4 separate regions of the Mus musculus genome follow, and regions 1, 3 and 4 are each linked to region 2. Evidence: chromatin loops called from intact Hi-C (ENCODE). Cell type or tissue: heart. All regions are shown on one strand. Region 1 holds the start of Gm30794 (predicted gene, 30794). Region 2 holds the start of Gm30984 (a long non-coding RNA gene). Region 3 holds the start of LOC102632541 (a long non-coding RNA gene). Region 4 holds the start of Gm30938 (a long non-coding RNA gene).

Region 1 (8,000 bases), 68 kb after region 2:
TTTTTTTTGAGTTCTTTTCTCTCTGTGTCTCTGTTGTTTCTTTCTGTGCGAAAATAGAATTTGAGATGTTTTGAAGAATTGCATCATCTATACACAGTACCGACCATAGAGCTCTTTCCATACACAGTACCGACCATAGCGCTCTTCATTTCCCTCCAGCCTGGGGCAGTAGTTGCTCTGCTGGGGTGTAAGGGTCACTTTCCTCATGAATTGTTAATACCACATCACTATTAATAATAACTGAACCTACTGAGCATTTACTATGTGGCAGACACTGTGCCAAGCGGTTTTTATAATTCATTTCAGTTCCCTCTTGCCCCGCTCCTTGGGGGTGGGTCTTATTTATTCATATCACCTTGAAGACATCAAAGTCAGAGGCATTGAAAGCTTACACAGTGGGCGAATGGAAGACCCAGGAGCAAACCTCTCAGGATGACAGTGACGTTTGTGACCTTTATTTTCACAGTTTTCTGAGGATGGCCTTTCCCTATGAAACCGTTGGTTTTTAAGTCCTAGTTAATGGCGAGGCACTCCGATGCCCACCTATAATCTCAGTCCTTAGCAAATGCAAAAGCATTCTCTCACAAGTTAGATGCTAACCTGGTCTGCATAAAGAGTCCCAGGACACCATGGCATACACTAGCAAGCGTTGGCTGAAAGGACCCTGATATAGCTGTCTCTTGTGAGACTAGGCCGGGGCCTAGCAAACACAGAAGTGGATGCTCACAGTCAGCTATTGGATGGGTCACAAGGCCCCCAATGGAGGAGCTAGAGAAATTACCCAAGGAGCTAAAGGGAACTGCAACCCTATAGGTGGAACAACATTATGAACTAACCAGTACCCCGGAGCTCTTGACTCTAGTTGCATATGTATCAAAAGATGGCCTAGTCGGCCATCACTGGAAAGAGAGGCCCATTGGACACGAAAACTTTATATACCCCAGTACAGGTGAATGCCAGGGCCAAAAAGTGGGAATGGGTGGGTAGGGGAGTGGGGGGGAGGGTATGGGGGACTTTTGGGATAGCATTGGAAATGTAATTGAGGAAAATACATAATTAAAAAAAAAAGAGTCCCAGGGCAGCTAGGGATACACAGACCCTGTCTCAAAATATAAATAATAATAATAATAGTAGTAGTAGTAGTATTGACACTACTTAGGTTGTATAACCCGTGCTTTATCTCCAAATCTACGGTGAGAGAAATGTCTCTTGAAAGTTATCCTCTGACCCCCACACACACATGCCTCACACATGCACATGACCCCCTCCCCAACACATAAACAGATAAATCCAGGTAACACGGTTTTCTCATTCGGATTCTAAAAACTAAGATCTGAAACATTAGAATTATAAGTGTGGGGTGCCATTTTATACTCTTAATTCTTACTTGAAAAATGTTGATTGATGGGTTGATTGGCAAATAGCATTTTGTTTTCTTAGTTCCTGGGAAGGGTTTGGAAAGGAAGCCATTGTGACATCCTGAGAATTGTGCACAAATGCTTATCAGCCACCGTTGCCCTGGCCTGGCTCAGTCACTGCCTCCTCTAAAGTTGTCTTTTTTTCCCTTATTTCACAGAGACCTGACATGGTGATTTTCTTTGAAGAAAAAGACGGCAACTTCCAGAAATGAGTACTGTGGTTTAGAAAGAAAGCACCTGACCTTGTGGCGAGAGTTCATCTTGTTCTGTTCTACTTAAAAAGAAATACAGAAGATGAAGAAAGAAGGAAAAAAATATTCCACTGGGTGATGGTGATCCATGTCTTTAATCGCAGCACTCAGGAGGCAGAGGCAGGTGGATCCCTGAGTTCGAGGCCAGCCTGGTCTCCAGAGCAAGTTCCAGGACAGCCAGGGCTACACAGAGGAACCCTATATTGAAAAAAACAAACAAAACAAAACAAAAATATAAACCAGTTTCCTTAGACTTAGAGAATTCCAGTCTCTCTGCGGATCCTGAGCCCTCTGAGGGGCCTAACAAGAACTTTGCAGACATTCTTTGCCTGCTAAAGAAACCCTGACTACACAGCTGGTTCCTTCACCAGGGCTCCGAGTTTTTCTACCAATTCCTTTCTACTCCTCCTTTGTGACTTTGCTTCATGTCCATTAGAAGGGGAAAGAGAGATAATTTCTGCTTCTTCGAGAGAGGCCAAGATGAAGCCAAACTTCTAAAAAGATGGGGACTCATTATTTAATATAATTTCAGGATTAGCCTTGGGTATTTCAGTGGAGGGGCTAAAGGAAAGGCTCTCTCAAACGAGATTCATTTCTACCTCCCACCAAAGGAGAAGGGAGACAAATACTGGCTCAGTGGGGGTTCAGGTTGCAGCTTAATTCCTCATCTGCCCAGAGAAACAACCCACAGGGGGAAAAAAAGGAGGCATCAGGCTTGCTGGTAAACTCCCCTACCTCTGAGTCATCCTGGTGCCCAAATGTTTAAATGATGTTTAAAAGAGAAATTCAGAAACACAGTGTCGTTGTCATTGTCATTGTCATCAGGACAAACAGACGCTGCCCAGGCAAGCTCAGAAACCCAGCTTCAAAGGTGGCTTCATTCAAAAACCCTCCAATTGAGGACCAGGACTGTTCGCATTATCCATCATGGGATCTGGTCCAGGCCAGTGCCCATACGATCAATCAACGTCTCAAACATCTCTTTAGGATGACTACTCAGCTACAGTCATGGATTAAAGATGCGAGAGAGAGAGAGAGAGAGAGAGAGAGAGAGAGAGAGAGAGAGAGAGAGAGAGAGAGACATAGCTCCCAGTGATGAACGCCACCTTTGCATCCCAAGTGTGAAGTCACAGCCTCTCCTCCAGGAGGGCTGATAGGATGGATAACAATTGGCTTTCAGCCGTTGCTGATATGACAAACGTTTTTTTTTTTTTTAATTTGAGTTTTTAGAATGGCAATTAAAAAGAAAAATGACTCCGGTGGAAGACGGGAGGCAAATCACAGCTAAATCACACTTTGAAAGAACAACAATCCAGAACTTTCTGTTTTCTGATGGCCATGTCGATTATGCCCAATAGGTGCCTTTGTGGCTTGTTTTACTACTCTGCCTACAGATATACTTCCATGTCTCTGATGAATCAGTCTGTCTCCATCTTAGGCTTGGAAGCCATCTCATAGTAACAGTAAACTAGATTCATTCCTGTGTATGAGTAAACCTCTGTTTCTCAAGGGCTGGGCTACAACCCACCTGTAACCTTAACGACAGATGGTTCTGCTTTGCCTGTTCTGGGAAATGACAGTCATGGCCTTGGTTCAGAATGTTGTTATGAACAACTTGTTATGACCACCTTGCAACCATGTGTTTGTTTCAGGAGGCTCTTATGACCAATGTGTTATGCTATGTTCTGCTTCTGTAACTCTCCACTATTTGCCTACCACATTTGGAAACCCCCTACTCCTCAACTATAAAGATCCTTATCAGGGGCTCGGGAGATGGCTCAGCAGTTAAGAGCAATGACTGTTCTCCCAAAGGTCCCGAGTTCAATTCCCAACAACCAAATGGTGGCTCACAACCATCTGTGATGAGATCTGATGCAATATAATGTGATCTTCCGGTGTGTCTGAAGACAACTACAGTATACACATAAATATAAAATAAATAAGTAAATATTTTTTTAAAAAACTTATCTTACCCATATCTAATTCTAATCTCTTGAACCTTGCCTTTAGGGAGAGACAACCCATTAACAGGAATAAACAAAATCTTTCTTTAATTAATTTGGCCATGACGATTTGGGTCAATGGTCTTTCTCCTCATGTCTGTGGGATTATATCTCTAAGGCATGAATTTCATGTTTGTGCAAGACTGTGGGTGCAGAAAGGGGTGGCAGGCATAACAACTAAGTTACTTTCTGAGTCCTTACATTCTTCAGAATCTTTACAGATTAGAATTTACACTAAAATTTCCTGGGAACAGATTGGCAAGCAGGTTGTCTTCAGGGGTGACAGTGGTCGTGCAGGCTCCCCCGCCCCCCCATCAAGGTTAACACAGGAGGTTTAGGATTCTGCTGTTGCCATCTTGAATTCTTTGTTGTTGTTTTTGCTTTGTTGTCTCATGTAGCCCAGGTTGGCCACAAAGTCACTCTGCATGTAGCGTGAGCATGGCATTAACCTTCTGGTATTTCTGCCCCAGCCTGCTAAACCTGTGATTATAAAATGCATAACGCAACCAGACCTGGCTGCCATCAGGGAAATCTTGCTATTGCTTTTGTATTGTGTTCTGCAAATGAAGTCTAAGGGGACAACGGAATCTTGACTTTCTGTGGTCCTGAGTCAGGATCTACTACTCCCTGTCCCCTGATATCCTGCCTTCTGCTAGGCCTCTCTCCCTTCTCCTATGTTGTGGTTTCTGCCACCCTCCACTTGGGGAGGTGACTGGGGGATAGCAGTGGAAGCGATCTGTGTTCCTCTCACCTAGGGGTAGAGCCACCTCTGCACATGTGGCTGGTAATGTGTGAATGCCACCTGTGAGCCACAGGCTGGGGAAGAGGGGCTCTGGGGCAGAGGTGACTGTGTGGTTTCTCATTCTACGTGGGCTCCAAATCACCATTTTACAAAAGAACTTCTTAAACAGTGATCATCTTTGAAGACCGGGGATGGGGAGTGGTAGGAAAGAAGAAGGTTTCCTGTTTAATCTGGTTTTTAAATATAGCTAGCTTGGCACAAGCAATGATGTTTCCCCAGTGAAGTGGAACCAGAAAGGGATGTGAATGCAGAATGAGAGTGAGCAACGTCCTGAGGGAAAGCTCTCCCAATGGCAGGGCTAGGCATGGAGAAGTGGAGGAGATGGAGACCCTTGTCACCCAGCAGAGGGAAGTAGCGCTCCCTCCCAGAACAGCAAGTGGTTGTGGCTCCAGGCCACTCATTTATAGTGTCCTGTTGGGAAGGTGAATTGGGCAAGGGAGGAAGATGAAGGAACACTCTTGGCTGACATAGGCCAGTGTGCCCAACAGAAGAAACGGTGTGGGTTTAGTGTAGCAATGAGCTCCCTGGAGAACTGCCTGCATTTTAGTGGGCAGAGAAGAGAAAATGGATCGGAACCTCCAGGTTCATACACTGAGGCCAATGGGTCGGAACCTCCAGGTTCGTACACTGAGGCCAGCAGGCATGTGCAGACGCAGCAGTCTGCTCCTAGTTCTCCTTAGGCCGGCAAGGAAGGAGCCAAGTGACCTTGCCCTGCAGCATGGGATGGATTGAAGTTTCAGCTGTGAGCTCAGCGGTGAGGGGAAAGCAGATACTCTCGGGCGGGCGGGTGAGGGCTGACTTAATTAGCCATTTTAATAATTCATGAGTCTTTAAAACATTTGCCAGATCCAGAGCTCAGCTTCAGCTTCTGGTATTTAGCTCTGGGATGTCTCTACCACAAATTGTGCTGCTTCACAGGACAGCCAGGGGCAAACCTGGTAACATGGGCTCTGGGTTTAGCTAGACCATGTCCAGTTCTTCATCCTTTGGGGTTCAAAACCTCTTTGAGAACGTGGTGGAGGTTCTGGACCCTTGTCTTAGGAAGAGGCATATACACATGCATATAATTATATGTACATGTAATTCAGGGCTCAGCAGTCTCCTCCGAAGTCTCCTGTCTTGAACTTCTGCTTAAGGATTCTTGATTTAGATCATCTCGGATTCTATTTTAAACTCACCCCCAAGCCAGGCTGTTAATCTGTCAGCGCAATTCTGTAACTCTGGATTTGCAGGGAACCGGTCTCAAGGAGATGTCTGCAGAGTGAGAAATGCGAATGTGATATTGGTTCATTAGGCTGAAGTAATGTGAAGGCAGAAAACAGAAAGGAACGAACCGAAGACTGAATGCAAAGCCCTGACCTCCCTCCCTCCCTCCCTGCTAGAGAGGAGGAAGGCTGAAGCCCAGGGGGTGGGACTTGTGAACAGGACAGCCAGGGGTCCTTGAGTGCCAGCCTAAGTGCCTTCCTGATTCCCCTTAACCTCCTGAATTCCAGTTTCTGCACTTGTAAGCTGGAGCTAATAGGAATCCAGCCTGTGTCTGGATTTAGAGGACCAGGCGAGCTGAGTTCTGTAAATGCGTCTGCGTGGTACTTGAGAAATGCCATAAATTTCAGAACACTGCATTGGTTTAATGCCAGAGGAAGGGAATGCTGCAGAGTAACTGGAAACTGCTGGCTGATGTCCTGTCCCCTTCCTCATAAGGGACTGCGGATGGCTGCTGGGGCTACTGAGGCGTGATGCTATCACAGCCTTGATTTCTTCCCCTCCATAGGGCTGAGGAGTGTGGGGGTATAAGAAATACCAAGAAGGGAAATGTGGGCTTTTTTTCTGGCTGCAAGCCCGAACACAGCAGAGAACGCAACAGAGAGAGCTCCGGAAAGAGTGAAGAGCCATGTGTCTCTTCCATTTCAGAATGGCTCAGGAGCCAGAGGGAGAGCCACTGCTCCCCACAGGGAAATACGGAGCTGGCAAGTCAGCAAGCTATATCCCCTGCTCTCTTGGGCCTCACAACGATGACACGGAACTAGGATGACCTGGAGAAAGGAGAATACTGGATGGATGACAAATGTCCTGTCCTGGATAAGGTCTGGGACAGTGAGGTCAGGATGGTGGAGAGAGGGTGGCTTGGTACCAAGCCACATGCACAAACTCTCTCATTCTCCTACTAACACTCCAAGGTAAACATTATTATCCTTCACTGTAGATGAGGAAATCGAACCTCAGAGAAGCCACTCAGAGGCCGCAGCTATTTATGTGTTGCCGAGGTATTCACACCAGCTTGGGCTGCCTGCCTCTGAGGTCTGTTTCTCTGTCCCTGCCCACTCAACCAGGCGAAAAGCTGAAAGCCTCGGTAGCCCTAACTCTAAGTCCTTGAAAGTCATGCTCAGCTGCGTACTGTGCTGTGCACAGAGTGCCAGCTCGGGAAATATCTGTCCGGTGACTGAGACAGAGAGAATGCTCCTTTCTTGGTCCTGGGCAGCTCTGGGCGGTTCACACCCACTGTTTGCCTTTCCTCCCACATCCCGCCCCGCCCCCCCCAGGACTCAGCGCGCTTCTCACTTCCCTCCAGTCCTCTCAACCAAGAACAAGGCAGAGTGGAACGGAGGACAGTGCCTGGCAGATAGAAAGCAGATATAAAGTCAAGTCTCGAGTCTGTTCCACATGGCCGCAGATAGTGTTCCAAACAGCAAAGACTCTAGAGAAGAAAAATACCATCAAGTCATTTAGTCAGCTGGACGGCAGGACCGGGTGTCTTGGAAGTCCTAGCCCTGAGGAAGATTTGAGGTTATGCAGCTTTCAAGAGGAAGGTATTTTGTATTTCCTGGGGAAGCTGCCATCCCAGGAACTGAGAGTGGATCAGAAGGTCTGTAGCAGGAAGCAGGGAGATTCAACCCAAATGGGGCTGCTGCCAAGGCAAATCCTGTTGTTCTGGGGACTTGGTTAAACAGTCTCCTCGCTGGTCTGCAGCTGATAGTGCCAGGTAGAGACAGCAAGCCCTCCACCCGCTTCCAGCCACTGATTCCATGATGTTAATGAGCTGTGATTGCTAAGAGGAAAAGGCTTTGTCATCCAGATTTTTCCATAAAATGCTAGCCTGGCTCTTTATGCTCTAAGCAGGCCCTGGGCTTCCTTTTTGGCATCTTGGTTGGGTATGACATGTTCCCCGGGGTCAGCTTGTTTCATTGCCATTTTAAGAGGATCGGAGCATATGTAGGGAGCAGCAGTATAATATTTTTTTTTTTTTTTTGCTGTCACTTGATAGTATGAATTGGTTTTGTGTAAGAGCCAAGAGCTCACTTGGTTTGAATTTAGGAAACTGGCAAAACAAATCTGACTTCCGTGGGTCTGAATGATTACAGTGTAGTAAACACACAAAGGCTGAGGGGCTAATATATCATTGCTTTCAGTTTTATTTATTCACAACTCCTTCATCATGGGTATAAACAGCCTTTATTAAAGATTATGAATCCAATTTCCAGTGAGCTGTAAATGGCTTTCTATAGAGAGATGGCTTGATTTGTTGCTT
Region 2 (8,000 bases):
TGGCTTGCAGGCATAAATGGAGGCAGACCATTGTATATGTAATCAATCAACCAATCAATCGATCGATCAATCTTTTTTTTTTAAACCACCTTGACAAAAGCAACTTAGGAGCGAGTGAGTTTATTTTGGCTCACAGTTCAAGGGTGTGGTCCATGATGATGGGAAGGAAGCAGGAGAGGCAGGAGCTTGAGGTAACTGGTCACACTGCATGAGCAGTGGCAGAGAACCACACACAACCTGCCCAGCACAGTTAGCTTCCTTTTTCTTTCTTTTTGTTTTTGAGACAGGGTCTTCCTACATATCCCTGCCTGTCCTAGAACTTGCTATGTAGACCAGGTTGGCCTGGATCTCACAGAGAGAGATCCGTCTGCTTGTCTCTGGAGTGTGCTACTATGCCTTGTCTTTATTTCATGCCCCGCCTTCCTTCCACGCCCTGCCTTCCTTCTTGTGTAGCCTAAGACCCAGGGCAGTGAATAGTGCAGTCTACTGTTTTATTTTTCAAGCAGGGTTTCTCTGTGTAGCCCTGGCTGTCCTGGAACTCACTCTGTAGACCAGGCTGGCATTGAACTCAGAGATTCTCTTGCCCCTGCCTCCCAAGTGCTGGGACTAAGGGTGTGTGCCACCACCGCTCAGTTTACTGTAGCTTATTTTTAAGATGGGTCTTCCCACCTCAACTAATTGAATCCAGACCATCTCTTCAGGTAAGGCCAGAGAAAAACAGAATCAAGATAGTTCCTCCCAGATGCACCCAGAGGCTACCCTAGTGAAGAAAAATCCTCACAGGCGTGCCCAGAGGTTCGTCTACTGGTGATTCAAGATCCTGTTAACACTGACAATATTAATCCTCAGACCTAAAACCTTAATATCCAATATTGGTCAAGTCCATGGGTGAGGGACCTGCATTTGGGACATTGACTGGACTGAAATGTGTCCTCTCAGTGTGTGCATGGCTGCCACCATCATCCGAGAATGTGTGTGCCCTTGGCATTATCTGTTGGCAGTTTCAAACCTTCGACTCAAAATGTTTTAGATGCCTACTGTGTATGTCCCCACCACTGCCTGGTCCTTTCTTTCTGTATTCAAAACAATAACAAACAAAAAGAAGAACAATCCAAACAAACAAACAAACAAACAACAACAAAAACCATAACCAAAACTAACACCATGAGGGTTTTTTCTTTCTATTATCTTCAAAGGTTTTTATGGTTTTCTTTACATTTGCATATGAGCGGAAGTCATCTGTGAGTACCAGAGGGTGGGGCATGGAGAGTTATCGTCTTGATGAGTATGGAGCTTCAGTCCAGTATAATGAAAAAGTTCTGGATCTGTCCTTCAGGAACGCTCCCACACAACGCAGCAAATGTGCTTACTGCCCGTGGACCAACAGGGCTCAAGTGGCAAATTGTATCGCATCAGAAGGTCTGCTTAGGGATTCTTCTGTTTGTAGCGTGTTTCTGGATCCCTCACTAATTGATGGGTTACAGACAGTCGCTGACAGGTGCTCATTTGATATTTGCATAAGATTTATGATTTTTCGCTGTTAATAAGTGGTTAGGAGCTAAAGTATCTGCTGCTGAAGCTGAAAGAACAGATCAAAGGGAGGAGGGAGGGAAGCGAGCAGGGGCGGGGGCGGCATGGGGGTGGGGTGGAAGAAGCGGAGATAAGAAAAGACTGGAAAGCCAAGAGGGTAGGATGGGAAGGGGGCGAAGGAGCAGAAAGCATGAAGAAAAGCTGGAGAGGGAGGCGCAAGGAAGTGGGAGGGCTATCCTCTGACCTGCTTCCTTCGAGCTTCCTCGGCTCGAAGGAAGTCTTTATTTTGACTCTGCTTCGAAAAGCCCTCCCTGTCCCTCAATCCGAGAAGGCAGAAATTATTTTCTGCCTCTGCCGTTTCCCAGGTCACCAGTTATATTAAGCCAAAGTCCCTTGGTGGCTGCTGTCTATAATTTTCCACTCCACACCCTTTTGAGTCAGATTGCAAAATAAGGCCATTTTGAAACTTGGTTTTCCTCCTGGTCAAGGCAATGGAGATGTGTGACACAGGACTTTTTCTGACCCTCTGCAGCTCAGGCAGGGGTTTGAGCAACTGGAAGGGTAGGAGGAGGCAGTAGGATGCCGGGACCCCAGTTGGATCACCCAGAGGTGCTCTACTATTTCCAGCCTTTGGGGGGTGGGGGGTGGACAGGGACGACTGGACTGGGGGATGAGACAACACGCCAGAAGTTCATACTATGCCCTCTCAGGGGTTAGAAGCAGACTGTTGGCCCTGACTTCTCAGGCCTCGTGGAGCACTGAGGAATCAGCTATCATTGCTCTAACAAGTCTCTCAGAATCGAAACGTGCTCTCTGCCGTCCTTGTCTCCGATCTGGACTGGGGTGCAGCCGGCCTCCAGGCCACTCCCTGTTCTCCCCGTTGGAGTGCCTTTCTCTCTCCCCACCCATCTCTTTGACTCACGCTTCCTTTTTTATTTATTTCCAGAGTGGCTTTTATCCTCCCTTGAGCACTCACGTGGACTTTATCACAACACTCGCCACTCTGGCTCGCTCCCTGGATCTGCTGCCTAGGGCCAGAGCCCAGGCTGATTTCCGTCGTAGTTAAGGGATAGCAGGGTAGAAACAATGTGACTAGAGAGAAGTGAATGGGGGACGCAGCAGGGAGGCCTTGTGAGTGGCCAGCAGCTCGGCTTTTCTTGTAAGGGAAATAGGGAGCCATTGAAAGGGAGAGACTGGCGAGGTTTAAAGCCCTCGTGATCTTAAGTGGCGTCCTGGATACCTTTCAGAGAGCAAACCGTCCAGGGCTCAGATTTCGGGGTACTCACGAAGATCTTCGGGTATGTGGGGCCAAATTCACGGGGACCGTGGGGGATACTGGGAGTTTCTCCTTGACTGGACAGGAAATGGGATGCTCTTTCTGTTTGTGCCCTTCTCCTCCCTAGATATCAGCCTCACACGGATAGGGCTTTCTGCCCCTGGACACAATGATGGGCTTAAGACTCTTGCAGATACAGAAAAAAAAATTTACCAAAAATGAGCAGAGAATCCTGACCTACCAAAGCGAGGCACTGACATTGCCTGTAACAGAGGTAATGAAGAATAAGGCAGACTTCTTGGAGGATGGTGGCTCCACTACCTAGAGATGAAGGAAGGGCGGAGAATACAGCCTTTCCTTAGCCCTCCGAGGGCACAACAGTTGGCTCCGAGTCCTCTTCAGGCGTGTCCTGACATACACACGAGGACTAATTTAAAAGCCTCACTGAGAAAAATGAATGACTTCAGTCCTTGACACTTTCCAAGTTCTTTCCCCTAGCTCGCCCGGGAAATGCACCCCATTAATAACCAATAAACGTTAAGAACGTCACCTCCCCACCCCTCTGGAATTCCAAAGGGAGAAATTTCTGGCCTGGGGACGTCCCCGGTTGTCCCCATCAGGTAGGGAACTTCCGGAAACGCCTCCACTCCCCGAACAATGGAAGGCTCCCTCCCTCCCCAACCTATCCCGGGAGCCGAGGTAGGTGGTGGGGGAGGGGGTGCTGAAGCCGGGAGGGTGGGGCGGCGATGCGTGGAGTGCGTCCGGTGGCCGGCAGGGGGCGCAGGGGAGCTGCTGAATCCGGGGAGGGCTCCAGGCCCTCGGCCGTCGCCTGCCCAGCTCCCCACTGCAGCCCAAGGTGTATTTGCCGGAAGGTCACCCTAGTCCCTTCTCTCTGGCCAACCCTTTCCTTCTAGGTGTGGCTGAGAGAGAGGTAGGTCAGGGTGAGAGCCAGGGGACGATTGTCAGGACCGTGAGGATCCGCTAGTTTGTGGCAGGAGAGATGCCAGAGCAAGCCTCCTTCGCCCCCTGCCCTACCACTAATGGCCACAAAGTCCTGGGACTAAGCACTAGGCTAGGGACCCCTGGAGTAGGACTCGGGCCCTATTTACTTTTTCAGACCCTGGCGAGCGATAGGAACCAGTCAGTCCTATTTGAGTTAAATGAAAGGACTTTTTGCTTAGGAGCGTCGCCTCTCATCCTCCTGTCTCCCTCCATCTCCACTCCCCCACATCCCCCTCACCCCTGCCCCAAGGCCAGGCCTTACCACAGGCTTGTTCACTGCTCAAAGGGCCTCACTAGGTGCTTGGCCTAAGCCCCTTACATAGCCTTGAGGCTGTTCCCATCCTATTGAAGGGTGGCAGAGCACACCACCACCACCACCACCACCGGGGCACACGCCATTTAAGCGTAAGGATTATTTTGAGTAAACGATCAGATGCAAGGAGGACGGTCCCTCCCCTATTTGCCTAAAAGCTGGATGGAAATGTACATGGGTGTCTCTGTTCTCTGCTTTACCAGGAAAGTGGTATCATGGAAGACACTTGAGACCCTCGTCCACCCGGAGGTGGCACCAGAGGAATCTACGCAGCAAGCGTAGATTGAGGAGCCCTTGTCTCCTGTTTTTAATCTGATTTTCCTTTCACAGTCTCTGCCTCTAAAGAGTCTAGTTCTTGTGTCTTCGGCCTTTCCCCTGTCCTAAAATTGCACTGCTCTTTGTAGAAGTCATTCCTCCCCCTACCTCCCATGTGCCACACTTTTAATAAACTATTTTTCTCCTCTTAATCTTTGTTTAGAGATTCTGGCCAAGAACTGTCCCTCCCTCACCCTATCTTAAGATACTCGGCACATTGCCTGTGGTGTACATTAAATCTACTTGAGAAAACATTGTTTGATCTGTTCTTCCCCGGAGCTTCCTGTCCCCTCTTCCCTATCAGGCTTCCGACGGCCAGGCCAGACAGCAGCTTCGAGTCCCATTGGGCTCCTCCAGGAAGCCTCTTTGACTTTGAGTCTTCCCAGCTCTGACCGGAAGCGCACGCTCCCTCGGACCTGTTCTTGTACAGGTGTCCTTGCATTTGTATCCTCACGACTCTGAGGAAATCAGTGTCCCCTCTTAGGGTTCTTGGTCTCAGTAACAAAAGGATTAAAGAATGGATTCAAGTAGAAGGTTGAGGTTAATTTTTATTAGAGTTGAAAAGAAAAACATCCCAAGGCAGGCAAGCTGTAAACGCCAGCAGCTGCATAGAGGAAGCGGTGAGGTGGAGAGAGTTCCACCGGAGCTGGTGTGGAGGGGTCGGGGACGGGGGCGGGGGTGGGGGGGTAGGTAAGGGGGGGGAGACAGGGCATTACAAAAAGAGCAGGGACAGTTGCCCACAGTTGTCACAAAAAGCTCTCCTAGGTTCTGGCTAGCATCAAAAGAGGGGTTTGTGGGGAGGAAAAAAAGGAAAAGTTGCACTTTCTGGCTTAGGCCTCAGAAGGGTAGGCGGACCCAGCGGAGCTTTATGGTTCTGCACTAGGAGAGGGAATTGTGGGAAGGAAAAGTAACGGTGTCTCATTGAAGGAAAAGAGTGTTTTGCCTGTGTTTTTAGCATGGTTTAAGGTAAAACTGTCTTCCTGGGCGTGGTCTTTTGGCCAGGGGACTGACAGAGCAACTGGAACATCTGGAATGTTAGGTCTTCACCGGTCACCATCCTATCCTCCTCCTCCCACCCCCATCCTCATCCTGTCTTTCTGAGACAGGGTTTCTCTGGGTGTCCCTGGCTGTCCTGGAACTCACTGTGCAGATCAGGCAGGCCTAGGACTCAGAGATCTGCCTGCTTCTGCCTCCCAAGAGCTGAGATTAAAGGCGTGCGCCACCACACCTGGCTACCTATTCTATTCTCTTGACCACAAAGAGTTCCTGAGTGGGCTTTACTGTTGTGTTATTTGACCCTTATGTACCTGCCTGGCTGTTCTCACCTACTAATTGTGAACATGGGCCAGTAGGGTGGCTCACCTAGGAAAAGCACTTACCACTGAGCCTGACCGCCTGAGTTTGACCCCGGGCCTCCCCACGTGCTAGAAGGAAAGAACTAACTCCCTCTAACACCTGCACCTGTGCCGTGGCACACACAGGCTCCATATCTACATGCACGCATCCACCTCTACCCTTGTAAATAAATAAATGGAATGAAAATTAAACTGTAAGCATTCGGAAGGGGTCATCTTCACACTCTTTCTTCTGTCTCTCCTCTGTTCACCACACAGCTCACCATTGCGGAGGATCGGCTACATTCCCAGTAGAAAGTTTAGCATGTAGGGTTTGCAAAGTGCCCTCGATTAAGGGAAGGGAGGAAAGGAGGGAGGTGAGGGGACTTGAGGAAAGGTGCATATGGTCTCCTCATGAACTCCTCCAGGTACTCAGAGTCTCAGGTGACGTCCTAGAAGCACTGGGTTTCCTGGACTAGAAGTAGTGTCATACTCTAAGGTTGGCTGCCCGTCCATTCACCACCACTCCACTCACTCATTCATCTGATATATAAAATATTTATATTTTATATTTTATGTTCATTGTTGTTTTGTCTATATGTGTGTCTGTGTGAGGGTGTCAGATGTCAGATCTCCTGGAACTGGAGTTACAGACAGGTGTGAGCTGCCATGTGGGTGCTGGGAATTGAACCCAGGTCCTCTGGAAGAACAGCAGCCAGTGCTTTTTTGTTTGTTTGTTTGTTTTGTTTTTTCAAGACAGGGTTTTTCTATATAGTCCTGGCTGTCCTGGAACTCACTCTGTAGACCAGGCTGGCCTCGAACTCAGAAATCCACTTGCCTCTGCCTCCTGAGTGCTGGGATTAAAGGCGTGCGCCACCACCGCCCGGCTCAGCCAGTGCTCTTAACCACTGAGCCAATTCTCCAGCCCCGTTTGATAAATATCTCATGATTCCTGCTTTGTTTAGGTGGCTTATGGGATGGGCCATACTGTACCCCAGGGCTGATTGGTGTGCATGTGCCTTCATGAGTGTGTCTGTCTCTGTGTGTTGGAGAACCAGGGTCCCGGAAAGATGGTGCTGAGTTGCTTCGTTGTCAGTTCCTATGCAGACCAGTAGCTTCTTCTGGAAATGGTCTAGAGGGAAATGGTGTGTTCCCAGCAAAGGCAGGAAAACCTGGTATTGCTGGAGGGCAGGAAGACCCAAGACCAGAGGAGGACCTCTGTGGGTCACTTTGGAGTGTCTTCCTTGGGTAAATATCGTATTCACTTTTAAGTTCATTCTTTCTATGATCATTTGGGCTTTTCCATACAGTCTTGGGATATATTTTATATATTTGGTATATATTTTAGATGGAGATTTGTGATTTCCTGGGTATCATTATGAGAAGGGCTGGGCCTAGACCTGGCACCGACAGCCTGATCTAACAGATAACTTTTGAGTGTCTTTGGGCCCTGAATGCTATCATTGGCACATGAGATATAGTGCTCAGCTATCCAGACAACCAGGCCTGCTGAATGACCTGACACAGACAAAAGTGATCTACAGCTCCCCGTGATGAGAGTGGGGTCCCTGGAATAATGGTGTGTTTTGTGTTTCAGATCTAACTGTTGGCTTCCACTCCTCTGGCCTGTAGAAGGTCCCATTCAGAAGTTTAGCTAACTAACTTCCAAGTCTTAACTTCCATGTGCTATTTAATAAATATTTTTATTTTGGAAACAGGCTATCCTGCAGCCCAGGCAGGTCTTGAACTTGAAATTCTGACTCAGTGTCCTAGGTGTTGGTATTAAAGGAAGCATCATCATGCCTGGCTCTAAAGCTCTAATATTGTTAACCCAATTTTAACTTTAAAGAATCCACTCCCTAGGTCTGACTGGAACATATCACTCCTAAGGACAAATTGCCCCTCCCAAATTCTTACGGGGGGAGGTGCCTAGACCTCTTTCTCATGCTTTGTACAACCCAATGCAGTTTCAAGCATTGCTAAGCAAGGGGAGGGACTGAAATGGGGGACAGACGCTGAGGGACATTGTCTTTATTTAGGAAACAATCCTTAGGCCTGGTGTGGTGGCGCACGCCTTTAATCCCAGCACTCGGGAGGCAGAGGCAGGTGGATTTCTGAGTTCGAGGCCAGCCTGGTCAACAGAGTGAGTTCCAGGACAGCCAGGGCTACACAGAGAAACCCTGTCTCGAAAAACCAAAAAAAAAAGAAAGAGAAAGAAAGAGAGAGAGAG
Region 3 (8,000 bases), 150 kb after region 2:
AGATCTCACATGCGAGGTGTATCAGGGAGCAGTCTACAGAGGCTGCCTCTGGGTGAGGGTGGAGGGACTGGCCTAGCACACGAGCACGGGAGGATGTCCAACTAGTGGCCACAGTAGAAATGTGTCACATCGTGGCAGCTAGTGATGACTTGCTCTGCTGTCACTGGGCAGTAGAGATGCCTGAGTGCTAACACCCCCAATCCTCGAGGTTGCCTACTGGGCAGGCTTATTTGAAAGACGGGACACAGGCCAGGCCCAGACCCCTCTACCTCCCCCGAGAACTTGCAGGCATTGGCTTGACCTCTAGTCTTACTGCTTACCCGATAGGAATCAACCTTCTCGGAGCTGGGCCTCTTCTCTCTTCCCACTCTCCTTCCCTCAGCCCTGCCTTTTGGGTTTCTCCTCTGACAGGGTCTCTTCTCCAGGGCCCGGGTCACTGCTCTATGCTGAGCATCAAGTAACTGGACACTCTTCAGACAGTCTTGTCCCCCTCCAAGGGTCTTTTATTCAATTTCCAAAGTCACTGTCAGGCACTGGGCCTGCCTCCTAGGGCCTCCAAAGAGAGGACGCTTAGTCAGTCCACACATTTGCTGTCTTTCCCACTGCCAAGATTGACCTCCAAGGCCAGCCAATAGTATCTGCTTTTCTCTTTTTTACTCTAACAGAATTCCATAAAAATATAGATCTCTAGCATATATATACATATACATATATATATATATGCACACACATACACATATACACATAGAGACCCTTCAACCAAGGACTGAATAGCCTCCCTTTGGCCTGTGGCTGTGGCCAGGAGGCACCAGCTCTCTGGAGACACGAGGGGACAAGCAGGGTACATCAGTCCACCACGGAGCCAGACTCCAACGGCTTTCTCCGCAAGGCCACTGTGGTCAGCACGGTGACCCCTGACACATTCTAACACAAGCGCAAGGTGAACCCGAGGGAGCTCTACCCAGAGTAGGGGAGACAGAAGGAACTCTCTGCTAGGCCTTGGGGAATGGCTTCCTGAGGGAAAGTTTCAAAACCAGAGTGCATGGCTGACGAGCCAGGGAGGGACAGCTGCCCAGCGACCTGACAGAGAGCACGCGGGCACAGAAAGGTGAGGCAGGCTGTCAGGTTCCTCAAGCATGGCCGCTGTGGGAATCTAGGCAGGGGAGCACAAAAGGCCAAGCTGGGGCTTTGGGGTCACTCAGCAAAGCCTAAGATGAAAACTGGGCAGTGGGTGATGAGGTGTACTGGGCTGAGGCCTATAAATGGTCACTTGGATGTCATTCACCCAAGTGGGCGGGTCCAAAGACTTGAGGGACTGTGTACTCAAGGTACCAGGAATGGCTACGTCAGAACCCTGTTTTGTATTCCAAGGCGTATCCTGGAGGCCACCGGCTCAGGGCCCACGGAGTCTACTGACTGGGGCGTGTCTCCAGGGAGATGACAGTGAGTGAAAATGGAAGACGGGGGACGGTGTTTAGAGGCCTGGCCGACATGAGTCCAAAAGGCACTTGGTGGTACAGAGAAATCACATGTAGCCTCTAGGCAACCTCCCCATAAAGGAAACACCAGGCATCAACAGGGCCAATTCAGGCTGACAAGAGCCCAGGAGCCCACTGTCCCTCTTTGTATCTGGGACCTCAAGCTGTGGCTGTCCTGGGCAAGGCTTCAAGCTTTGCACTGCCCTGAGATCGGATGGGGAAATGTATCCGGGGCTCTCCGGCACGTCTGCTCACAGCTCTGTGAAGTCGCTGAGATTCAAGCCAGTTTGTCTCCCAAGGCACTCATCTCTGTGGTACACAAACTCAAGATTGGTTCATCCCAAACCAGGAAACCCGGGGTGGTGGGGGAAGCCAAGGAAGGGGCTTGGCTCCCAGACACACCTTTTATCTAAGAGGTGCCCAGCAACCGGCAGTCTCTGGGGGAGGCGAGGCGTTTGCCTTGGATGCAAATCTTGTCCCCCCAGCTTCAGTCAGGAGCTTAGGCCCAGCTGGGCCTGCAGGGTGTGGAGTGTGGGAGGAGAAGTGGCATGGAAGCCAGTGGAAGTGCTCACTTGTCATCTATTCCCTGAGGCCCCACATCTGGACACACGCCCTTCCCTGCCCCCTGCCTGTGTCTGCTGCCCCCGCCCCGCCCCTGGCAGGCAGTATATGGCTGCCAGCTGCAGCTGCAGAGGCTCACAGCTCTCTGGCAATGATGGAGAAGGGCAGCACAGGGCTGCTGGCCTCCAGCTCCAGGGCTGTGAGGAAGCAGTCCACGGCCGCTTCGTTCTGGCCTTGGTCCTGCAGCACCTCCCCCAGGCCCTGCCACGCTTCGTGGAAGGTGCTCTGTCTCTCCACAGCATCCCGCAGCACCTTCTGGGCCAGGCTCTTGTGGCCCAGCTGACTCAGCATCAGACCCTAGAAAGGAAGCAGAGGACGAGGTTAACCAGGCCTGGGCCTCCAGAGCCGGTGGGGAGAGCTTAGCAACCAGGGCGAGCCAGAGAGGCCCTCAGGTCTGGCTGGGCCACAGACAAATGACTGTGCCCTTTACTTATGCAAAACCCATCCGACCCTGCCCAAGCCCTGTTTTAACCTGTAGTAGCTATGTTCCTCTTGTCTTCAAAAGATGGGCCTTTAAGCCTAGACCTGATTTTGAGTGGCCCCGTGTGGGGAATTCTGAGCCCTCCAACTCACTCTTCAACAAATGGAAAAATAAAAATAAAATAATGCATTTTATCAGGGCCTGGGCATCTAAGCCGGGTGGCAGGAATGAGTCAGTGGACGAAAAGCTGTCTAAGACTGGAGCATGCTCAGTAGTGCCCAGGCCACGCTGCCCCTCACCCCAAGGGGGCACCCACAGCAGGAAGGTTATCTAGTTTTGTGACAAAGAGGGGGTGCTTGTCTGCCTGCCTCAGCAGCCCATCTTCCCCCGGGGACTGCTGGGTCCCGAGACCAAGCAGCCAGCAGACTCTACGCTCACAGGTGCCAGGGCGGGCGGGCGCTGGAGGGAGTGGATCAGGGCACAGAGCAGTTGCTGAGAGAATGAGAGAAAAGGGACTCAGCTATCCAAGGCCCCTTCGGTCAAGAGCAGGAAGTATGGCTTTGCAGTTTTAGCTCAAAGGACCACTGCAAAGAACTGAAGAGAGTAAGCTAGAGGAAGTGCCAGGAATTGTCACAAAGCGGGTGGGAAGTGAAACCGGCAGTCTTGAACATCCCCCATCCTCCCAGGGACAAGGACAAGGGACAGGGTGTGGGCACGGGGAAGGCTCCAGGTCCCAGAAAGGCTACTCTGTACCATTCTACTGACCTGCCACTGTGAAGGTATCCCAGGATGCTGAGAAGTGAGCACTTCTCTTGTTCCAAAGAGTGGAGGTATAAATCTTCAACCCTGATCTCCTGGGGAGGCAGGGGACCAGAGTGGGGGCAGGGAGCTGTCTTTGTGCCTGAAGCCCCCTCTCTGCAGCCCGCCCACTGGCGGCCATGCACATTTTTAGCTGGATTATTCTCCTCCTCCTCCCCAAGCTCCCTAGAGTTAGGCCCTTGGTTGCTATGGAGACGCACCAGGAAAGATGTACATGGCTGACTTCATAAATCCTAAGAGAGCTTGGAACATGACCAATTAGGCAGCAGAGAGGGTGCTGAGGAGGACTGGGGAAAGCTCTGTCTCCAGAGGCGCTGGCTGGAGGTCCTGGGGCCACAACCGACTCGTCGAGTGGCACCCTCCTATGACCCTAAGCATAGACACACCCAAGGACCCAGGAGTTCGGTAGCCTCAGCTGAGGCTGGAGAACAGCAGGTGGGGGCAGGGAGTAGCGGCACACAGGGCTGACCAGATGCACACAGCAGTGCTGACTCAGGGTTACCAGAACCAGCGGCAGGCAGCGTCTGTCCGGCCAGTAGTGCCCAGGCCACGCAGTTCTGCCCACATGGCCAGGGCAGGACCTTAAGTAGCTCACTCACAATGGAACAGGGCCTACAGGCTGGAAGGAAGGAAGGTTCTAGCCGATGGCTATCAGACACCAAAATGAAGTACCAAAAACCAAGCGCTCTGAAGCCTCTCAATGCTACCCACAGGGAGTGCTTGAGGATAGAGGTGGCCAGCGGGGCCTGTCAGAGGGGTGGGTGTGGGGTGTGGGGTGTGGGGTGGTGGTGGGGCGGGTCTACTTGCTTCTCTTCTCTGCGCTTTCTTTCTGGAGCTGCCTTCCACAGGAAACTTTATTGGTAAGAAGAGTCCACCCCCCTCACCTCCCAATCTCTAGCTGGGTCTAGTGGTGCAAACCCATCGTCCCAGCCACTTGGGAGGCTGAGGCAGGAGAATAACAAGTTGAAGACCTGACCAGGCAAGAGAGTTCTAGGCTAGCCTGGGGAACTTAGCGGAAACCAAATGGAAATAAACAGAGAGCAGGGAAGGAGCTCTGTGGTACGCTGCGCTGCCACCGCTTGCCTAACTTGCCTAACAAGTAGGGAGGCTGGCAGAGAGAAGGTGTGGGTGTTTGGGAAGGAGCCAGATGTGTCTGCAGGCTGAACGTGCGCCTCAGTAGAGAACAAAGGCCAGGGCTTAGCAGCCAGAAGGCCAGCTCTGCCACTGACATGCACTGTGACCTCAGCAAACTGACATGGGTCTCTGTAAACTGGGGGGAGAGGGAGGGGGAGGGGGAGGGTCAGTTGGGGGTTGGGGGGAGTCCTTCCTCACAGGGCTGCTGAGAACTCTGGAAGGATGAATCTGGAGAAGGTGCAGCCAGACTCGCAGTAGCAAACAACAGCAACTTCTTTAGGAAGGCCACAGCGGGCATGGGGCACGGAGAGGCCAGTACTGTCCACTTCCTTAGACGGAAGGAGATGGCAGGGTCCTCTGTTAGGAAGGACTGTGCAGTGGAACTGGCTCATGTCCCACCCCCACCCCAACATGCTGACCTTAGAACCTGAAAGAAGACACCAGGCCAGGATGGGGTCAGGCTAAGGCCTGGAGGCCCAGGGCCTGTAACAGGATCTGTGGCCACCTGCCCCTGACACCAGCAGCATTTGTGTTTGGTAGCAACCCAGTGCTGTTTGCTGCCTGACAACTGGGTGGGACCCAAGCACAGGAAGATGCAAGGTCTCACCTGCTGTCCCCAGCCTGGCACTGCCCCCAGGGCCCATCAGCACCCTCCTGACACTTCACTGGCTCCAGGTCTCCAGGGAGATGGTGGGAACACAGAACTGGTGTCTCAGTTCAATCCACAGTCTGTCCCCACAGAGTCCCCCCCTCTGTCCCCGCTTGTCCCTCATCTGCTGGGAGGGATCTAGTTCTGTGAAGAGGCCCTTAGTTTCTGACCCTTCACTGTGGAGCCATGACTGGGCTGCCCGCTCACAGGGAGTTGGCAGCCATGTAAAAGTTACCCATGCCCGTGGAACACTGTACTTGCATGACGCACTTGGACTACAAACAGCCATCACAGGGGCTTCTGGGACAGACAGGACGATGGTTAAAGTCTCCAGAAATTCCCATCTCTAGTGCCTCTTTCCTCAGCTCTCAGAAGGGCTCCTGCCCACACCACTCTTTGAGGGCTCTGTTCTCCCAGGAAGCCTTTCCTGAGGTCAGACACCACCTCCACATCATAGTTGGTAACCGTGGGGCTCCTGTGGACCTTCCCGGCTTGTGTTCCAGGGAGAAAGAGGGGGGGGGAGAGAGAGACTGACTTCCCTGCCAGCCTTTCTGCTCTAAGCAAGGCAGCAGCTCTCAACAGAAGCCAGGTGGGAGGGTCCTGGACACACACAACACACCACACACACACACACACACACACACACACACACACACACACACACACACACACACACCACAGCCAAGGATGCCTGGCTTTGCCTTAAGGGCTTCCTGGGTTGGACTTCCTGCTTCAGTGAGCTCAGGAGGCCTGTAGTCTGAGGGGCCTATACTTGGCCGAGGTCTGGAGACTGAGAGTGCGGGGCATTTCCTGTTAGGAGTTCGTTGTCTGTTGAGCCTCAGGGTAGAACTGAGGCCATAGCTGGGTGTGGAAAAGAAGGAAGGGCCTTCTTAGCCCTTTCTTAGGCTTTGCCACTAACACTCTCACCCCATTAATTCAGTGCCTCATGATGTCAGAAGAACGGAGGCGTAGCAGAAAGGTCCCGAGGGGGTGTGGGCTTACGTCTTCTAGGGAGCCCAACCCGGGAAGTGGTCCTTAGTGCTAGGCCAGCTGTGGGCCAAGCTGGGCGCTGCTCCCCACCCCTGCCCTGAAGTATTTATAGAAGCTAGTCTGGGAATTTTCTCTCTGAGCTCCAGGCACATTCCTGGGATTCTGTTAACAGCCTTTCCAGCCGGGAAGCTGGGAATCAGCCGGGAGGCTGCGGGAGTCGGCAGGGCCCTGGAGGCCCCGCTTGAAGCCACCGGGACTGCGTTCAGGAGCCACTGCACTGGAGGGGTCTTCTTCAGGCACTCTTGGGGAGACTACATGCTTCTAGGTCAGTGCTGGCTCCAGGTTTGCTCCCTCAACCTGTCCAACCAGACGGGGACACAGCCGTCGAGTCCCATACCCCTTCTAGAACACAGCTACTAGAGTCACCGGCCAGTTCTACTTTCCCGTCGGAGGCAAAGGGCACCTAGTGTCCAGTTGATATGCTACCCTGGGTTTCTTGAAAGGCCCTTGCTGAGAAGGTAGGTACCCAGGGTCACTAGACCAGCCTAGGAGGGGTCTTCTAGAGTACTGGTGGCTGGTCGCTCTTGTGTGACCAAACCCACGCCTGTGTCTTTCTCTTCCTGGGTCTCTGGGATGCAGCACAACTGTCTTCCCTGATTGGCTGAGGTTATCTGTCTTCAGAGGGGTCTGTAGGGTAAGCGGCCAAAAGCTCTGGAGTACCCACAGGCAGGTCACATCTGGTGACTCTATGGCTTACAGAGGACCAGGAAGTGAAAGCCTTTGCCAGCCCCACTGCTGGTGGAGGCTCACCACTCACCTGCTGGGGACTGGGGTAGATTATGAGGCTGAGTTTTAGAGGAGAGGCATTTAAGGAATGGGTAGCCTGTGGGACACGGGGCTAAGGGCCACACCCTGGGCCACCACTGGACACAGTCTTTTCCTGGATCCTGGGGCTCAACAAGACAACTGTGCCCAGCCAGGCAAGCTGGGTGGAGTCGCGGGGGGATTCTGAACCCTGGCCTGTCCTTGCACTACTACAGAGGCAATGCCCAGGACTTCCTCTCCCCCACATCTGTGTGCCACAAGGAGCATGCCTCCAGGGAGAAGTGGAAAGAAACGCACAACCAAATCACCTCATCTGGGGGTCAAATGGTCAGGACGGTTCCACAGAAGGAATTTGTCTGGCAGACAGAAGCTTCAGACCGTGGCTACCCCACAGTATCTCTCCCCCTTCCTCATCCTCCCCATCTTCATCCTCCTCATCTTTCTTCCCCATCTTCCCCATCTCTCTTCCCCATCCTCCCCATCTCTCCCCCTTCCTCATCCTCCTCATCTTTCTTCCCCATCTTCCCCATCTCTCTTCCCCATCCTCCCCATCTCTCCCCCTTCCTCATCCTCCTCATCTCTCTTCCCCATCCTCCCCATCTCTCTTCCCCATCCTCCCCGCCTCTCTTCCCCATCCTCCTCGTCATCTCTCTTCCCCATCCTCCTTGTCATCTCTCTTCCCCATCCTCCCCATCTCTCTTCCCCATCCTCCCCATCTCTCTTCCCCATCTTCCTCATCATCTCTCTTCCCCATCCTCCCCATCTCTCTTCCCCATCCTCCTTGTCATCTCTCTTCCCCATCCTCCCCATCTCTCCCCCCATCCCCATCCTCCCCATCTCTCCCCCATCCTTATCCTCCCCATCTCTCTTCCCAATCTCTCTTCCCCATCCTCCCCATCTCTCTTCCCCATGTGCCCCATCTCTTCCCCCATCTTCATCATCCTCATCTCTCTTCCCCATCCTCCCCATCTCTCCCCCCATCCCCATCCTCCCCGTCTCTCTTCCCCATCCTCCCCATTCTCGGCAAAAGGCCAGACTTCTGATCTTCCTGCTCTCCCAGTTG
Region 4 (8,000 bases), 55 kb after region 2:
CCCCTTTCGACTGACCTGTCTTGATACTTTGAGCAAATATCTATTGGCTGGGATTTTTTTTTGCTTGCTTTCTGAGTTTACTTTTAGCTCCAACCTTCTGATTTCCGTATATTGTTTTCCTAGATAGATTCCCTTCCTCTCTCTCTACAGACCTAGCTTCCCCTCCCTACTGGCAGACAAAGTCCCAGAATTTGTTAGTTTGTTTTGGGCTTGAGGCCAGGGTCTCCCTCTGTAGCTCATACTGGCCTAGAAGTCTCTATGTAGTCCAGGCTGGCCTTGAACTCTCTATCCTCTTGCTCCAATGTCCTGAGGGGTGGGATAACAGAGGCGCATTAGCACGCCCGGCTTGCATTCAGATTCTACTGAAAGCCCTGTCTATCCCTTAGGCTGCATTTAGCCTTGCTCCAGCCTGGGCTCTGTGCCCAGCACCTGAGCCCATCTGCAGCTGGCAGTCTGATGCGATCAGAGGCCTGGAGGGAGAGAGCTGCATATGGTCCGCTCAACCCTTCCAGGGCAGGCTTCCCCAGCGTCTCACTCAGGAAACTCTGATCCTGGAGACCACAGAGCCAGCCCTTAACGCATTGGGAGCCCAGTTTTGAATTTCGTTAGCTCCAGGCATGAGATTCGACAGAAAAAATAATATTGGTGCATGAGAAAGCTGAACAAAACCACACCCAGCCTTGTGGACCAATATTCTTCCACATGGAGAGAAAAGCTTTTGTAGCATGGCTACTCAGGGGTAGCGCAACAAAGTCCAGGTATCCTGTGTGATTTAAGAACTGAGCAGGGCCAGCTCTATTTAATCATTGTGGATAATGGAGACAGCCTAGAAGGAGCCTCAGAGTGACTTCCTCATGCCATTTAGACTCCTCTCCTGTCTAGAAGTGGGCAAGCAGTCCCTGAGTTGTCTGGGTGTGTTGCTGTCCTTTGTACCTGTCAGAGTGGATAAAGAGACTATCACTCCTAGCTTAGGCAATAGAATCTGGGCTATTTTTCTAGCCGAGCCATCAGTCATAAGTCGGCTTTTGCCTTTGTAGGCCTACAGACTCAATCAGGAGTTAGACAGTCCCGGAGTCAGGAAGTTGTTCTGAGATTGTCTTGTCTGGCTAATTCAAGGTGACCTCGTTAACACTAACTTCTAACCAAGTTTCCTACCATTGTCAGAGGAAGCCAAACACCTTTTCCAGGAAATGCATGGGGGCTGCATCAAATGACAGAGTGCCAGGCTGGATGGGTGAGGAAGGGGTGGGTGGGGCGTGGACGAGCGCCGTCGTAACTCACCAGACACTCGGCCGTGGGTCGTGTTCTAGAAGAAAATAGACCGAGTGTCATCTCTTTCCCAGCTCCCTCTTGGGAACAGGAATAAATCAAAGAGGCTTATGCTGGAGCTTGCCTCTGACGTTCTCGGGCTCCGGGGACGTTCTTCTCTTCACAGGCTGTCACTTCCCCGACAATAAGATGCTGTAAGTAGCAGCTGGGAGAAAGCCTCCATTTCTCTGGGAGGTAATGAGGGAGAAATCTGACGGAAAGGCTGCTCGTGTTAAAGAATTGTTTTTCAAAATAAACATGGTTTTTAAAGTCTTGCTATGGAGGCCAGGATAGCCTTGGACAGGATACATCCTCAACTAATATGAATTGTAATGTAGACATCTGATATATGCAACTCCTAAAGGGGTTGCAACCCAGTTTGAGAACCACTGGGTTAGACGGTAAAGTTCCCAATTCCCATGTAAAGGTCAGGCATGGTACTGTGTACCTACAATCCCGGAGCTGGGGAGGTGAGTAGTCAGGCATGGTACTGTGCACCTACAATCCCGGAGCTGGGGAGGTGAGTAGTCAGGCATGGTACTGTGCACCTACAATCCCGGAGCTGGGGAGCTGAGTAGTCAGGCAAGGTACTGTGCACCTACAATCCCGGAGCTGGGGAGGTGAGTAGTCAGGCATGGTACTGTGCACCTACAATCCCGGAGCTGGGGAGGTGAGTAGTCAGGCATGGTACTGTGCACCTACAATCCCGGAGCTGGGGAGCTGAGTAGTCAGGCATGGTACTGTGCACCTACAATCCCGGAGCTGGGGAGCTGAGTAGTCAGGCATGGTACTGTGTACCTACAATCCCGGAGCTGGGGAGGTGGAGTAGAAGGATTCCAGGGCTTGCTGGGCAGCCGGTCTAATCAAATGGACATGATTCTCTGCTTCCATATGCATATGCATCAGTGTGTGTGTGTGTGTGTGTGTGTGTGTGTGTGTGTGTGTGTACCTGCACACAGATGTACCTGCACACACAGGCACACACACTCTAAACAAATTAGTGGTTTTGCTTGGTTGGTTTGGTTTTTGCAGGGTTTCTCTATGTAGCCCTGGCTGTCCTGGAACTCACTCTGTAGACCAGGCTGGCCTCGAACTCAGAGATCTGCCTGCCTCTGCCTCCTGAGTGTTGGAGTTAGAGACATGCACCACCACTGCCCAGTGTATATTTTTTCTTTTTAATTTTTTTAATGAGATATTGTAACACCTGTCTCATCAGCATAGATATTTTTCCTCTTTAAAAATTTCTCTTTATTTACTTTGTGCTGTGAATGCTTTGTTTGAATAAAGGGGTGTACACTTTGCATGCCTGTGGGATCCCAAGAACGTGGATAATGATGGTCGTGAGCCATTATGTGGGTATTGGGAACCGAACCCAGGTCCTTTGCAAGAGCAACAAGTTTCTTGTTTGTGTTTGATTTTGGGGGCTTTCATTGTGTAGCTTAGACTGGCTTGGGACTTTCTACTTTGCTCAGAGTGGTGTCAAACTCTCAGCCTTCCTGCCTCAGGTTTAGATAGTTAGACCCAGATGACACTCAGCATTATGTGCCAGATACAGCGCTAAATACTTTACAGACATGGAGTCAGTTTAAGCTGAGCTCACTGTTTAGATGGTGCAAAGAACCCGGTTCAGGATAAGGCACACAGTAGATGCTTAATGAATGGTAGTAATGTCTTGGAGACATAAAAATGAGTCCCTTGCTTCTCTTGATCTCTTCTGTCCAAAAGAAACACCTCCGGAAGACAGGGCACATAGGCATTGGAATTAATTCCAAAATGTCAGTGAATGATCACCCAACTGAACCTGAGAGGGGCTGTTGATGTGGAAGGAAGGAAGGGAGGGAGGGAGGAAGGAAGGAAGGAAGGAAGGAAGGAAGGAAGGAAGGAAGGAAGGAAGGAAGTGCACAGAACCCTGTGGGTGAACTTGGTTAGCCTTATCTTAGTCACGCTGCATCAGCGGTAGGGAGGTACCCAGCAGGGTTTCTTGGGTCGACTGTGGATTTTGTGTACATTTGCTCTTTTAGGTCTAGTTGAGTGGGGATGAAAGATAAGATCGGAAAAAGCCAGGAAAATTCTGTTTCTGTGTCAACAAATTCGAAGAGCATCTGAGGCCTCAGAAAGGAAGTCTCTGGGCCTGGGTGGGGGGTGGGGCGTGGGGTGTGGGAGGACGCGTGTGGGGGTTGGGACAACTGTCTCCCATCTTTCCACCCTAGGGGACGCAGGGTGGGGGCCTTCCTGGTCTTACAGTACCGTACAGTCTAGCGATCTTGACGAGTTTGCAGCTGGCACACTTTGTCCTTCAGCTGCCTGCCTCCGCCCCCAAACTAAACTGAGCTTCTTATAAAAATATCCTGGTTTTCTGTTTTTATAACTTACAGTGTGCTTCTTCCAGGAAGCAAACACCTTCAAGGGCAATTACTGCAAGACCCAGGGAGATCTGTAAGCAAGGCAGTACTGAGCCAAGGGAGACATTTCCAAGAATCTGTATACCTCATCTCCAGAGCTCTTACTTCAAACCCAACTAACCAGAACAAACCCCTTCCCTGCCAAGCCCACTGGCCTGGGAACCAGGAGCCTCACAAAAACCCACTAAGAAGTCAGTGCTGTACTGACTTCTTAAATAATAGCTTCTTGTGTATACACCTGAGACACTACACACATACATACATATCCCCTGTACTGAGGATTGAACCCGAGGCTTCACACATGGCGGACAAGTGTTTTACTATGAAGCTGCGTTTCCAGCTGTGGCTGCTGGTGTCCCCCTCCCCCACTCACCCCGTAGCCAATATGGAATCTCCAGTTATTTTAACATTAAGTATCAAGCCCAGTTCGTGTAAGATTACAAAGGGCGAGTCTTCTGGAAGGCTATGTTGTACCTCCCAGACATGGAAGAACAGCTTTTAGAAGCAGGTTCTAAAAGAGTGTGCCTGGGGCCCATTCCGGGACAAACTGCGGCAAATTCTCACCCCTGGAATGAAATTTAAATGAGAAAGCATTGAGCTGACCTCAGTTCCGGTCATTAGTGCACGGACCGGACCGGACTGTGGGGTACTTCACCTGGGCCAAAGTAGTGGGATTAGAGAGAGAGAGAGAGAGGAGATGAGTGTTACACAAAAGAGTCCCAGAAATGATGACTCTAACTCCAGCCCAGAATGTAGGAAGGAAATAGAAGCAGGCTCAGGGTTTGGGTTACCAGGAAGTAGGCAGGAAAGAAAAAAAATCAAATCAGAGTTCCATCCCAGTCGGGTTAACAATCGGGTTGACCTGCCCCGCCCCGCCCTCCGTCCCACTCCCTCCTGATCCACGAGCTTAACCTCTCTGTTCTCAGGCTCCTATAGGCCATATAAAATGCTGTAGACTGTTTTTCTATCTCCCTCAAAAGCCACGGCCTTGACCTGTGAGAATACAGTGTTTGGCTCTTTGAAAGGCTGAGCGGAACGTGATGTGGGAAGAGCGTCAGAGACGCGCTTGAAGAACCGTGGTGAGAGGCAGGAGGAAGGGCGGCGCCGATGGCAAGTGCTACCCAGAGTGCCCGGCTATACACAGGCAGAGCTCCGGAATCTCCAGTCTCTCCCATGCTTTAGTCTCCTCCTTCACTGACATTACAGAGGCCATGTCCTCTGCGAGGTATCATCTGCCCAGGGACTCCTAGGCATAGAGACATCGGCTGTTCTGTTGTCACCTTGAATTCCTAGCTGGCAGTCTGCCTAGCGCTGGATTTGTCCTCGATCCATGCTCTCAGCTCTCATTCCTAGCCACCTCCCTAAGCCCACTTAGATTCCCAACCATCCTCGCTAGCACTTGATTACATATTGCCTGAATTGTTCCCCAGCCCACGGTGATCAGGGCCTCCTCCTCCCTGCCCGCCCACTCGCAACTCCCAGTGTGCTCAGCTTTCCACCTCCAGAAATCCCAGCTACTGCCATGCACTGTCAACGCCCTCCCTCCTCCCCACACACTTCATTCCCTTCCCTGTTAGCCTAGGCTTCACCAGCCAGCCCCTCAGCCTCCCAAACCATCTCCCCCTGCTAGGTCCCTTCGCCTCAGCCCCGCCCCTATGAGGCGGGACCCTAGCTCTCCCTCCACACCACAGCCCCCACCCTGACATCTGGGCTCCCAGGTTCAGGAGCTCTGCTGGAGAAAATCACAGCCCACGCAGATTGGCGCTACTACAAAGTCATCTGCAGCCTCAGCGGGCTGCTGAGCAGCCTGGTAAGCCGTCTCGGACTCCCTGGCAGCGAGTTCACCCTCTCCCATATTGGCTTTTCAGAGTATTTCTCACCCTTAAATCTCACCGGGAAAACAGAAAGGGGAGGGGGAAGCACTTGTTCCTCTGGCCCAGCAGGGAACGTATCTTCCTCCCTTTTGTAACCCCTGCTCCATATCTGGGAGAAGCCAGGGTCTCCTAATATGCCAGGTCCCACTGAGAGCCTCCCGCCTTGGCAACTCTGTCTGTTCCCTTCTCTCTTTATTCAGTCTCTCTCCATTTATCTCTGCTGTCTTTCTCCTGGGTATGTAAGTGCTGTCTTTCCAGAGCTGTGGCTTCCTTCCTAGACAAATTTCACTCTCAAGGCCTCGCAGGAACATAAAATGTGCAGAGCCTGAGAATGGCCCGAGAATGGTCTCCATTGTCCAGTCCGTGGTTACTTCCGGCCTCTGTTTTATTTGATCTGGCTGAAGATATGACTCCAGTGACCACTTTTCCTCTCTTGAATTTTCTTCTTCTCTTGACTCAGTGGAACGGCTTGTTCTCTGATGAAGGTTGACGTAGCCACCAGATGTCTCACCTCCTCTGTACCTTTCTGCCTTGCCTTGCTCTGTCTGGAGGGCTCCTCTGTTCTTGCCACCTCGTGGGGAAAGTCCTACTCACCGCCTAGGAATGTGCTGGGTGTTCCTTACCCTCCCGAAGTATTCTAGATCAAACATCCCGAGCGTGTTGACATCTTCTCCCTTAATGCCCAGGATTAAAATCCCCTATTAATCTGGGCTTGATAGTATATGCCTGTAATCCCAACCCTGCAGAGTCTGAGACAGGAAGATCATGAGTTCAAAGCCAGTACAGGATATATAGTAGAAACCTTTCTTCAAAAACAAAAATTATATATTTTTGTGTCTGTCCATCCATTAGCTCTCACAGGCTGGGAGCTGGGCATTTTATTCTCCATGTGATTGATGCCGGCACAACTTGGCACACAATGCGCCCGCCATTCATGGTGACTGAGTAAGTGACATCATCCCAAGTCTCCAACTAGGCTACTCTAGGGTAGTGGTGTAATTAGTCTCTCAGAGGGCTTTTGTACAATTGATTGATTGATTGATTGATTGATTTTGTGTGTGTGTGTGTGTGTGTGTCTGTGTGTCTGTGAGACAGAAAGAGACAGAGACTGAGACAGACAGAGACAGAGAGATGCATGGCACTCAAAGGACAAGAGTCAGTTCTCTTTCTACCTTGTGGACCCCAGAGAGGGAACAATGCTTTTGCTAAGGGAGTCATCTTGCAGGCCCCCTCTCCCCTTTCCATTGTGATAAAACCCACATTTATCATTTTGGCCAGTTTAAAGTGTGGAGCCCAGGAGATACCTGCTGTTTCAAATGGCATATAACTATCACTGCTTCTCAGTTACAGACATTGGTTGGTTGGTTGGTTGGTTGGTTGGTTGGTTGGTTAGTTGGTTCTTTTGAGACAGGATCCGCACTGGCCTTGATCTTGAGATCTTGATTCAGGGTGTGCACCACTTCACATGATCACCAGCTTACGTTTTAAGAGTTAACTACTGTGCCTAAGAAATCCATGGAATAAAAATACTTCTAACCTGTAAACCACTGGCCCAAAGGCAGACACTTCCTGAATTCCGGGGGTGGAGGGGGTATTGTTCATGTTTTCACTCCCCTAAACAAGTTTGTTTGACCCAACTGCACCAACCAGATGTGCTTGGTCACATGTAGACAGGAGGTACCGAGGCAGGAAATATGTTAGGATGCGTGCTTGTCCCGGATTGGCCCTGATGGAAAACTATGGCAGTCTAATGGATTTGCCCTTTTGTTGTGAATGGCCCTGGTGATGCCTGTATTTTGATGTTAATTCTGCTTTCTCAGGAAGGGTTGTCTGGACCAAACGGATGAGTCGCATACTCAGGTGACTTCTTGTGAACTCCACCCCACCCCCAATGAATAAAGGGACCAATCACTGGGTGAGTAGGCAGGACTTCTGGGTTGGATGGAGGAAGAGAGGAAGCAGGAGAGAGTTAGGGGCTTTTTGGACAGGGATAGTGACAGGGATAGTGACAGGGATAGTGACAGGGATAGTGACAGGGTTAGTGACAGGGATAGTGACAGGGATAGTGACAGGGATAGTGATAGTGTCTCCTGGCTTATACGGTAAATCCACTGAGGATTTAGATTTATTATGACTTACAAGATTAGGATTCTAGTATCTGTGGAACCGGTCTTTCTCTTGTGATTCTCAGGCTTAACATACACCCAAGCTCAACATTTTAAATGGTCCCACATGGAGATCTTCTATCCACTAAGACTTATTTTATTTGGTGTGTATGTATGTATTTGTGTCTATTTGCATGTATGAGCATCATGTAGATACTGGCCCCTACAGAAGCCAGAGAGGGTATTGAATGCCTGGGTGCTAGAGTTTGTGATAGCTGTGAGCCACCTGTTAAGGATGCTGGGGTCTGAAC

Evidence for each region. Peaks named below come from ENCODE experiments on the same cell type or tissue, not always from the same donor. Only the 100,000 strongest peaks of a DNase experiment are listed, where the experiment ranks them.
Region 1: it touches region 2 in a loop (2.2-fold over the local background); 11 of 42 quality-filtered maps call a loop at or near these places.
Region 3: it touches region 2 in a loop (2.2-fold over the local background); 5 of 42 quality-filtered maps call a loop at or near these places.
Region 4: it touches region 2 in a loop (2.3-fold over the local background); 6 of 42 quality-filtered maps call a loop at or near these places.

Annotation. Positions count from the first base shown.
Region 1 is chr17:87,458,510-87,466,509 of GRCm38, reverse strand. Gm30794 (predicted gene, 30794) reads left to right here and starts at 6,151. Exons shown (of 3, transcript NR_168623.1): 1 at 6,151-6,651. It overlaps Gm30938 (a long non-coding RNA gene), which reads left to right. Exons shown (of 4, transcript XR_385891.4): 4 at 1,577-3,156. In heart, a CTCF peak has its summit at 4,823 (motif pointing right); DNase peaks (open chromatin) are centred at 6,229, 6,909 and 7,389; H3K4me3 peaks cover 2,185 bases; H3K27ac peaks cover 2,755 bases.
Region 2 is chr17:87,526,187-87,534,186 of GRCm38, reverse strand. It overlaps Gm30984 (a long non-coding RNA gene), which reads left to right and starts at 3,091. Exons shown (of 2, transcript XR_877095.1): 1 at 3,091-3,505. In heart, a CTCF peak has its summit at 3,579 (motif pointing right); DNase peaks (open chromatin) are centred at 1,816, 2,426 and 3,456; H3K4me3 peaks cover 2,772 bases; H3K27ac peaks cover 4,335 bases.
Region 3 is chr17:87,374,245-87,382,244 of GRCm38, reverse strand. It overlaps Ttc7 (tetratricopeptide repeat domain 7), which reads right to left. Exons shown (of 20, transcript NM_028639.3): 20 at 475-2,396. The coding sequence ends at 2,175. LOC102632541 (a long non-coding RNA gene) reads left to right here and starts at 5,786. Exons shown (of 3, transcript XR_003952232.1): 1 at 5,786-6,437. In heart, no CTCF peak of the experiment used is centred here; DNase peaks (open chromatin) are centred at 2,124, 3,124, 3,824, 6,174 and 2 weaker places; H3K4me3 peaks cover 594 bases; H3K27ac peaks cover 5,672 bases.
Region 4 is chr17:87,471,196-87,479,195 of GRCm38, reverse strand. Gm30938 (a long non-coding RNA gene) reads left to right here and starts at 4,628. Exons shown (of 4, transcript XR_385891.4): 1 at 4,628-5,520; 2 at 6,437-6,529; 3 at 7,405-7,499. In heart, no CTCF peak of the experiment used is centred here; DNase peaks (open chromatin) are centred at 4,765, 4,865 and 5,235; H3K4me3 peaks cover 2,453 bases; H3K27ac peaks cover 3,483 bases.